Linked DNA regions of Homo sapiens: region 1 is linked to region 2. Evidence: read pairs that join two places in POLR2A ChIA-PET (ENCODE). Cell type or tissue: MCF 10A. All regions are shown on one strand.

Region 1 (4,000 bases), 76 kb before region 2:
CTGACCTGCAGCTTATTGTCATAAATCCAAAGTTGTTAGTATAGTGTTTAACAAATAGCAGGGGCTCAATTTTCTTTGTTGAACAAATAAAATGAATGGGTAAAGAATATCCATTGAATTAATATATTTAGTGAAACATTTTTAAAGATTTATCAAACATTATAATTAATGAAATGTATAACTTTATCTCAGGAGAAAAGAGAAAAATGAATTTCAAGGTTCTTTGAACTCCATTTACCTGCTCAGATATAATTCCATTACCTGTACACTTTTGAACTGGCACTAGATACTTAATAATGTATATGTTAGTAGTCTTTGATTTATGAAATATTAACAATTTTCTTCTTATAGCTCACTTTATGAAGATGTATGTTAACATATTTTTTGTTTTTCCTACACTAGATAGAAGTGTGTTTGATTCTTTGTGACTTACGTTTTCTAGTGAAATAGTAATAAAAAAGATATATGTAAATTAAATCCTATGCTGAATGCTTGAGTACCTAGTTGTTAAAAATAAATGACCCCTGAAGTGGAACTTTTTATAAAATTAAGAATCTTGTGTTTTAAGTTTATCACATTCAGCTTATAATTTTGAGTCTTTGTGAATTGGTAGTTCTAACTTACTACACAATTGATTACATTTTACAACTTGTAAAATGGTTTGGAACTTGAGTCTTATTTTCTCAGAAACAGTATACTTAGTGGTTAGAGTCACAGACAGCCCACTAAAGCCTATTTAAATAATAAAATACCTGAATTATAGGATTATGTTAATACTAAAGAAATTATAAAATTATGTTAATAATTAGCATAAGTATATTAAAATACCTATAATAATTTGTATGACAGTCTTTCTATGGGAAAAATAAGTTTCAGATGTACCCTGAAATGCTAGGATCTGTAACTCTTGTGTTAGACATGACAACATTATTAGGAACTTGTTCTCTTTCACCCAGTGGACTTGAAGAGGAGGCTGTTTCTCAGTTCAGTGAGTGGCATAGGCTTACATTATCTGGGACAAGAAGTTAGGGCATGACAAAAATTAGAAGGAAATGCAGTCTTCTGCGTGACTTTACTTCTCAAGATGTTTGATTATAAAATGAAAAGGTAGAAGTAGATGACTTCGGAGATCTGTTTTAGCTACAAATAAAATTCTAAGATACTTCGAAGCTTGGTGTAACCCCCTTTTTTTCCTGAGAGTTCATTTTCCCTAAAGTTACCGCTTACGTCCCTCTTATGAGGACATTTCTTCTTTCTGGACCTACCTCTGAAAAAGAAAGTAGTCTTGATCCTTTCACACGTGCCTGTTCTCAGAAGCAAGATTTTTTAGTCTCTTAAAGGCGTTATTTTTGTGATGGGTTTTTTGTTTGTTTTAATTTTTAAAAATAAACTCCCAGCACTGTCAAGAAACAGGATTTTTCTTTTGGATTGTTTCCTTTGTTTCCTTATTTTGAGCTATTGGTAAAGTCAGGGTAGATTTTATTCATACTTTGAAGAAAGATCATATCCAGTCAGTCTCCATAGAATTTTTTTAAGGAAAAAATTTTGGAATGAGGTCATGAAGTGGGAGTATGAAGATATAAAGATGGATTATTGCCCCATAAAATACGGGGCATCTTGTATTTGTAGCAGCCTTACCTGGGGTGCTATGGAGCTTTGGTATGGATGTGATGGAGCTGAAGGCAGATTGAGAAAGTGAATCTGTGAACTCCTTGAGGACAGTTTTGTTGTAAGCGTTTGGTTGTTTTGTTTTGCTTTGCTTCATTTTTGTGTTCCCAGTGCCTGTTTTTGGTTTAAGCTAAATGGATTTTGAGTGTATGCAATTACTACAGAATAAAAGAGAAGTCATTCTGTTCCATGTGGAAAGATCAGGGTGCTGTGAGGGAAGAGGTCATGAAACAGCTATTTTTGTCATATGCATTGGAGTATTTAATAATTATTTGGAGATCAGTGATATTCAAAAATAATGTGTAACATGGTCCAAAAGGAAAAGAAGTGACATTGCTTGCTTGCTAGATGTACAAGATTCTGTATAGATGCTGTCACATTTATTATTTATCTTGTTTAATTGCTATCATAGCCCTATAAGGATTTAATTGAAGAAAAAGGTTAACTGAATTGAACAAGTTGTTTGTTCTGCCTAGCGGAAGCCCAGATTGTTTCAGAACTGCTTTATCTCCCCTTTTACTGATAAGTTTCTGTTGGAGCAGTCATTTTAATAACTTGATAATAACAATTCTGCCTGCCTGCTACTGTCCCCTCATTTGTAATTGGTTCATTTAGTGGGTCCCCCTTGTTAAACCAGTGATTCATAGTTCATAATCAGCACATAATTATTGAGGGCCAAGTAGGTGCTAAAAAGGACAGGTCTCTATTCTCTTGGAGTTAACAGTATAGTAAAAAACAGGTGTTGAACAAATACATTTGTACTTAGAAATTTTGGTGAATGCTGTAAAGGAAAAGAAGAGGGAACTGGATTTACACTGGGAGTCAGGGGAGGCTTCTTAGAGGCAAGATTAGTGGAAGTTAGCTAGGTGGAAAAGGAAGAGAATTCAAAGAACAGGTGAAACAGTTAAAGCTTAGTGTAAGAGGGATTGTGACTTGATATGAGGTTGCAGAGGTAAACAGAAGCCAGACTATGCAGAGGGCCTACGTGAGGTTTGGTTTAACGAGGTTAAGGATTTTAAGTCTATTGGGGAAGGCCATGAAGAGTTTTAATCGGGTTAATTACTGGATCAGATCTGTCTTTTGTAAAGATCACTTTGGCTTGGAAGGGGCCAGAGATACCAATCACAATTCTGTTCATTTCTGTGGTTTATTGGCCTGGTTTTAGACACTTTTTTACTAAGCCAAGTCACTCAGAACTTTTCCTGGGTCCTCCATGCCCAGAGGTTGAATAATTTGTTTTCTCTTCAGTTGCTGAAGCTGTGAGATACAAAACTCTGGAACTGTTAATGGCCTTGTTTCTTGCCCTGTGGGCTAGATAAGCCAGGGCTTCTAGAACAAAGAGTGCAAAGAAGCAGATGCACAGAGTCCTGACTGTATTTGAGTTCCTTTGTCCATGGTCCTGAGATTGGGTTCCAGAGACATCCTAGTTACCTTTGTCATAAGTCCTCCTTTTTGCGTAAACTGTTAGAATTGTATTTGTGGTACTTGTCAACCAGCAAACTGAGTCCTCTCATAGATCAAGTAATTTGCTCAAGGTCACATGGCTAATAGAAATGGAGGTGGAATTTGAGCACAGATATGTGTGATTTCAAAGTCCCATTTTTTTCCTACTCCCTTATGCTGCAAAGGTACCATTTCTTAAACTAAAGGTCCTAAAGAAATTCTAAGTAGGTGGGTTTTGGGTGTGATGACATCTGTTGGATGATGATGACAGCAAAGTTTTTTTGTTTTTTTGTTTTTTTAATTTGGTGTGCTTGATAGTAGTTAGTCCAGCATGTAGCCATTCTTTATTCCTAACCTAGCCAGGTCTACTCCAATAAAGTTACATTGACTAACTTATTTGAAAAGAAGAAAAGCTTATGTGTCAGGGCATGGAATAACTTGTTTGATTCCTTTACCAAAAAAGTCAAGTGTGTTATGTTTTCACCTTATGCTACAAAAGTAAGTTTGTTTTCTAGTTGTTTTAATAGGGACATCTTGCTAAATTTGTTAAATTTGCTAAATTTTTATAACATGCATGTGCTACAGGTTATGCCAGAGAATTGTGAAAGGGTTAAACGAAAAGGGAGGAACAGTGAAGCATTTTATATTTTAGTCGAGGATGAAGACTAGCACTCACTTCTTAAAATTATTTTTATAGATTTAGAGGGTACACGTACAGTTTAGTTACATGGATATATTGCATAGTGGCAAAGCCTGGCTTTTTAGTATAGTGTACATTGTACCCATTAAGTAATTTCTCACCCCTCACCCACCATCTATCCTTCCACTCTTCAGAGTCTCCATTATCTATTATTCCACTCTTTATGTCCATGTATACAAATTATTTAGC
Region 2 (4,000 bases):
CTGAATGCAAATGTCCTTTGTGGTGCTTGTTCCTTGAAAATGTTTGGTCATTCTAGTGTTTTGCTTTCTTTTCCTTATAATAAATGACCCTTTTCCTCCATAACTTTTGATTTCTAAGGAAAATATTAGCATACATTTCAAACTAAATGTTTTACAGTGGCTTATCTTTTTTTTCCCCCTGAAAAGACTAATTTGGTCAAATAAACCACTAAGTATTAAGCATGGACAGCTGTTGTTAGAGTAGCAGATTCAGTTTTTTGATATATCTTAATTGTGTACTTTGTGAATTTTAATTTAAAGAAAGCAACTGAAATTGAAATCTTGAGGGCAGCTGTGTCTACTAATGAGCCTTATTCCATTTCCTGATGTTTTAAAAGAAGAAACACTGCCTTGATTATACGAATACACTCAGAAAGTACATTTAGCTTGTAGTGTTGAATTCTCTTAAAGGAATGCTTGAATTTTTTCATTATTGTTTTATTGTTTTTATATACTTGCCTTATTTGAATGTTTAGCAGTATCCCCTTCCCACTTATATATTGTGTGATATGATTTTGCTTGCCTATAGGAGTTAAAAACTTTTCCATGTGAAATACTCTGACTTAAACATACATGTAACTTACATAACTGTTAAGAATAACAGTCTGATTTAATAAATGGTTCATTTTAAAAGTTCATCAGTGTTGCTCTTTGAATAAAATGATTTATCATAATTTATCAAATACTGTATGGTAGGCTTTAAATAGTGAATGAAAATTTGAAAAACACTTAGGCTACATAATTTCCTCTTAATTGCACAGCTTCATATTGTCTACTGTGTAAGGTAGCTTTTATGTCATTTTCCCCCTAAGTTCATAAACTCTGTATTTCTCAACTGCTTGTGGTTTTAAATTAAAACCTCAACTTGTCATCTAATTTCAGCATACCTTAATTTCAGTTTAACAGTGTTCTTGAAATTATGTTTTGCAGCCAGGCATGGTGGCTCATGCCTGTAATCCTAACACTTTGGGAGGCTGAGGCTGGTGGATCACTTGAGCCTGGGAGTTTGAGACCAGCCCAGGCAACATGGCGAGAACCCCGTCTCTACAAAAAAAATACAAAAATTAGCCGGGCGTGGTGGGGTGTGCCTTTAGTCCCAGCTACTTGGGAGGCTGGGGTGGGAGGATCACTTGAGCCTGGGGAGGTTGAGGCTGCAGTGAGCTGAGATCATGCCACTGCATTCCAGCCTGGGCAGAGTGAGACCCTGTCTGGAAAAAAAAAAAAAAAGAAAAAGAAAAATTCTATTTTGCAATGATAAAATGAGTTAATGTTTGCACAGCTTAGATTTAGGGGTGGAGGGGAAGCACCATTAATAGCAGATTACTTCATCTGAAGAAACGACTCCATGAAGTTTGGGTAAGTTGATTGTAAAAGTGACTGTGGTCTTCAGCCTTGCCTATATCTACTCCTTTTGCAGTACAATTTCCAGTTCTTCCATCGAGAGGTGAGTTCTGTTCCATGTCCTTGAATCTGGGTGTCCCTGAAACTTGCTTTGGCTAATAATAGCATGTAGCAAAAGTGACATTGTGCCAGTTCTAAGCCTGGGTCTCAAGAAACCTTGCAAGCTTTAGCTTTCTCTCCCTCCATCTCCCTACCTCCCTCTCTCAAACCTGTCTCTGCCATGAGAATAATCCCAAGCTAGCCTGGCTGAAGATCAGAAACCTCATGGGGGAGAGGTATCTCACGTGAGACCGTCATAGACCAGCCAAGCCCAAACTCGCTTGCTGATGGTAGACAGATAAGCAAGCCTGGACAAGGTTCGCCTAGACTAGTCCAGCCCAGCCCAGTCCACTGATTCAAAATTCGTGAGCAAAAATAAATGCTTATTGTCTTACACCTAAGTTTTGAGCTGCCAGCATTATTGTGGCAATAGATAGTTGATATGTGAGGTCACTTAGTAACTTGATAATTTGGAGGAGGCTATTTAGGCAGATAACTAATGACCTGTAATCTTTATAGAATAGGAATAATGAACCAAGTTCTATTGTGGCAATTCAGTTTGGACATAAAAAAATTTTTCTGATAGCTTTAATAAAAGATTTGATTTGCTCTTTTGGGTAGCTTAGAAAGAACAAGAGATTAGAGAGCCATTTGAGGTTCCTTTCCAACCTCATGATAATGTATATTGTCAAATGTAACTCAAGAAAATATGTCACAGTTTAAAGTCTAAGTGTTCTTATGGTCAAAAGGAGGCAACTAGTATATATATTTTATAAAACTCAAATATATATATATATATTTGGGGCCAGATAACCAAAACATAATAGTACTGGTTTTGAAGCAGCTAAGGATGTTACAAAAGGAAATTGGTGAAGATTTCTTAATAATAGAAGTAGACATGTTAATCAGTAAAGCCCTGCAGTGTATATGCTCAGTAGCCTATGATAGACTTTTTTTGTTTTTCAGAATATTTTTGGAAGATGAAAAAGTGCCTGCAGACTAAATAAGCCAGATATGTAGTGTCCATTTTAAAATCAAAATAAATCTTTTAATCCAGATATTTAGCTTAACTTGCTTAGGGAATTTTGGAACAGAACATTCAGTGGCCAATTTTCATACCCTAAGAAGAATGAAAGTTACTGGGTAACAATTCAACCTTCTTGTTGAATTGATTTACTACTCATCAGGGTCATGCACAAGCATAGAATCAGAAAAAAAAAAATGCATTGTATACCACGGGGGAAACAATTGGCTTCACTTGTTTTGGTCGACATCACCCATTTACCTCTATATTATCAAATCCAGTGAATGCTTTTTAATCCTTAATTCACATATTCTGTGTTTATTCTACCTCCTCGAAGCTTTCAGTCTGTTGCCTTTGTTATGCTGATCCTTCTCCTTCTCCTCCTTCTCCTTCCCAGGAGAATGAGACAGGAGGAGAGGGAAATAACCTAGCAGCAGTGGTGTTTGGGATAAAATGCAATCATTATGGAGGAAAGGGAGTTTTTCTGTATCATTTCCTAATGAAGGATAGTCATAAGCTTCAGATTTATAAGACATTTTAAACCATCACCACTGCTTTTCATGACTTATAATCAATCTGGGCAGATGAGATGACTTCCAAATCATTTTCATGTTGTAAATATTTACTGAAAGATAATAATAATGTTCATTTAGGTTGTGTTCTATAAATCATGAAACGTCTTCCTCTATTTCCACTTTTAGAAAGCTCTGCCCCTTAACAACCATCTCACATCTGTATTTTCATGAAGTCTTCTCTAATTACAACTGGAGCTCATATTCCTTTTGAATTTCTTCTTTGTTTTTTTTAGATAGAGTCTCACTCTGAGCTGGAGTGACAGTAGGTCAGAGTCTCGCTCAGGCTGGAGTGCAGTGGCATGATCTTGGCTCACTGCAGGCTCCGCCTCCTGGGTTCAAGTTCCTTTTGAATTCCTGTAATTCTTTTATTATAAGCTTTTTTCAAGTGATACTCATACCATTTTGCATCACAGTTATTTCCTATTTGAGCTTGCCAAATAGATTTCTTGCCCAATAGCAAGGGTGTTGTCTTAAATACGCAGCTCACAATATCTCTTCACATAAACAGGTTCAGAAATACATTCTTTTTTGTTTGGTCCACTAGGCCTCTTAAAATTATTTCTTCCTAGGCACTGCTCCTGTTTAAAATTTCTTTCTCCACTAATCTCAGTAACATAGTTGATTTAAAACTAATCCTGATTTCATCAAAACTTTGTATGTGTGATTTTAATAAATGAAAAGTATGGGAATGATTCTTCTAACCAAAATGTGAAACTTATTAGTGTTTCTGAAGTCATTTCTTAAGACAGCAAAATTGATCATGTGTTTTAATTTCATGGGAATTCTCATGAATTACTTTCAAAACACAGCTTTAAGTTTGTCCTTAGCAAACATAACACTGCTGTTTATTTTTTCATTTTCACTCCACTATATATATCTTGACCCCAGCTTTTTTTTAAAACCACTTTTCCAAACTGAAGCA

Evidence for each region. Peaks named below come from ENCODE experiments on the same cell type or tissue, not always from the same donor. Only the 100,000 strongest peaks of a DNase experiment are listed, where the experiment ranks them.
Region 1: POLR2A ChIA-PET joins it to region 2 with 8 read pairs; 5 of 35 experiments call an interaction of 5 or more read pairs at or near these places.

What each region holds. Positions count from the first base shown.
Region 1 is chr6:110,172,722-110,176,721 of GRCh38, reverse strand. All of the region lies in intron 2 of WASF1 (WASP family member 1), which reads left to right. Among named protein-coding and RNA genes, the nearest start is that of WASF1, 4.9 kb to the left of the region's middle. In MCF 10A, no CTCF peak of the experiment used is centred here; no DNase peak of the experiment used is centred here.
Region 2 is chr6:110,096,494-110,100,493 of GRCh38, reverse strand. WASF1 (WASP family member 1) reads left to right here. Exons shown (of 11, transcript NM_003931.3): 11 at 1-675. Among named protein-coding and RNA genes, the nearest start is that of WASF1, 81 kb to the left of the region's middle. In MCF 10A, no CTCF peak of the experiment used is centred here; DNase peaks (open chromatin) are centred at 1,753 and 3,473.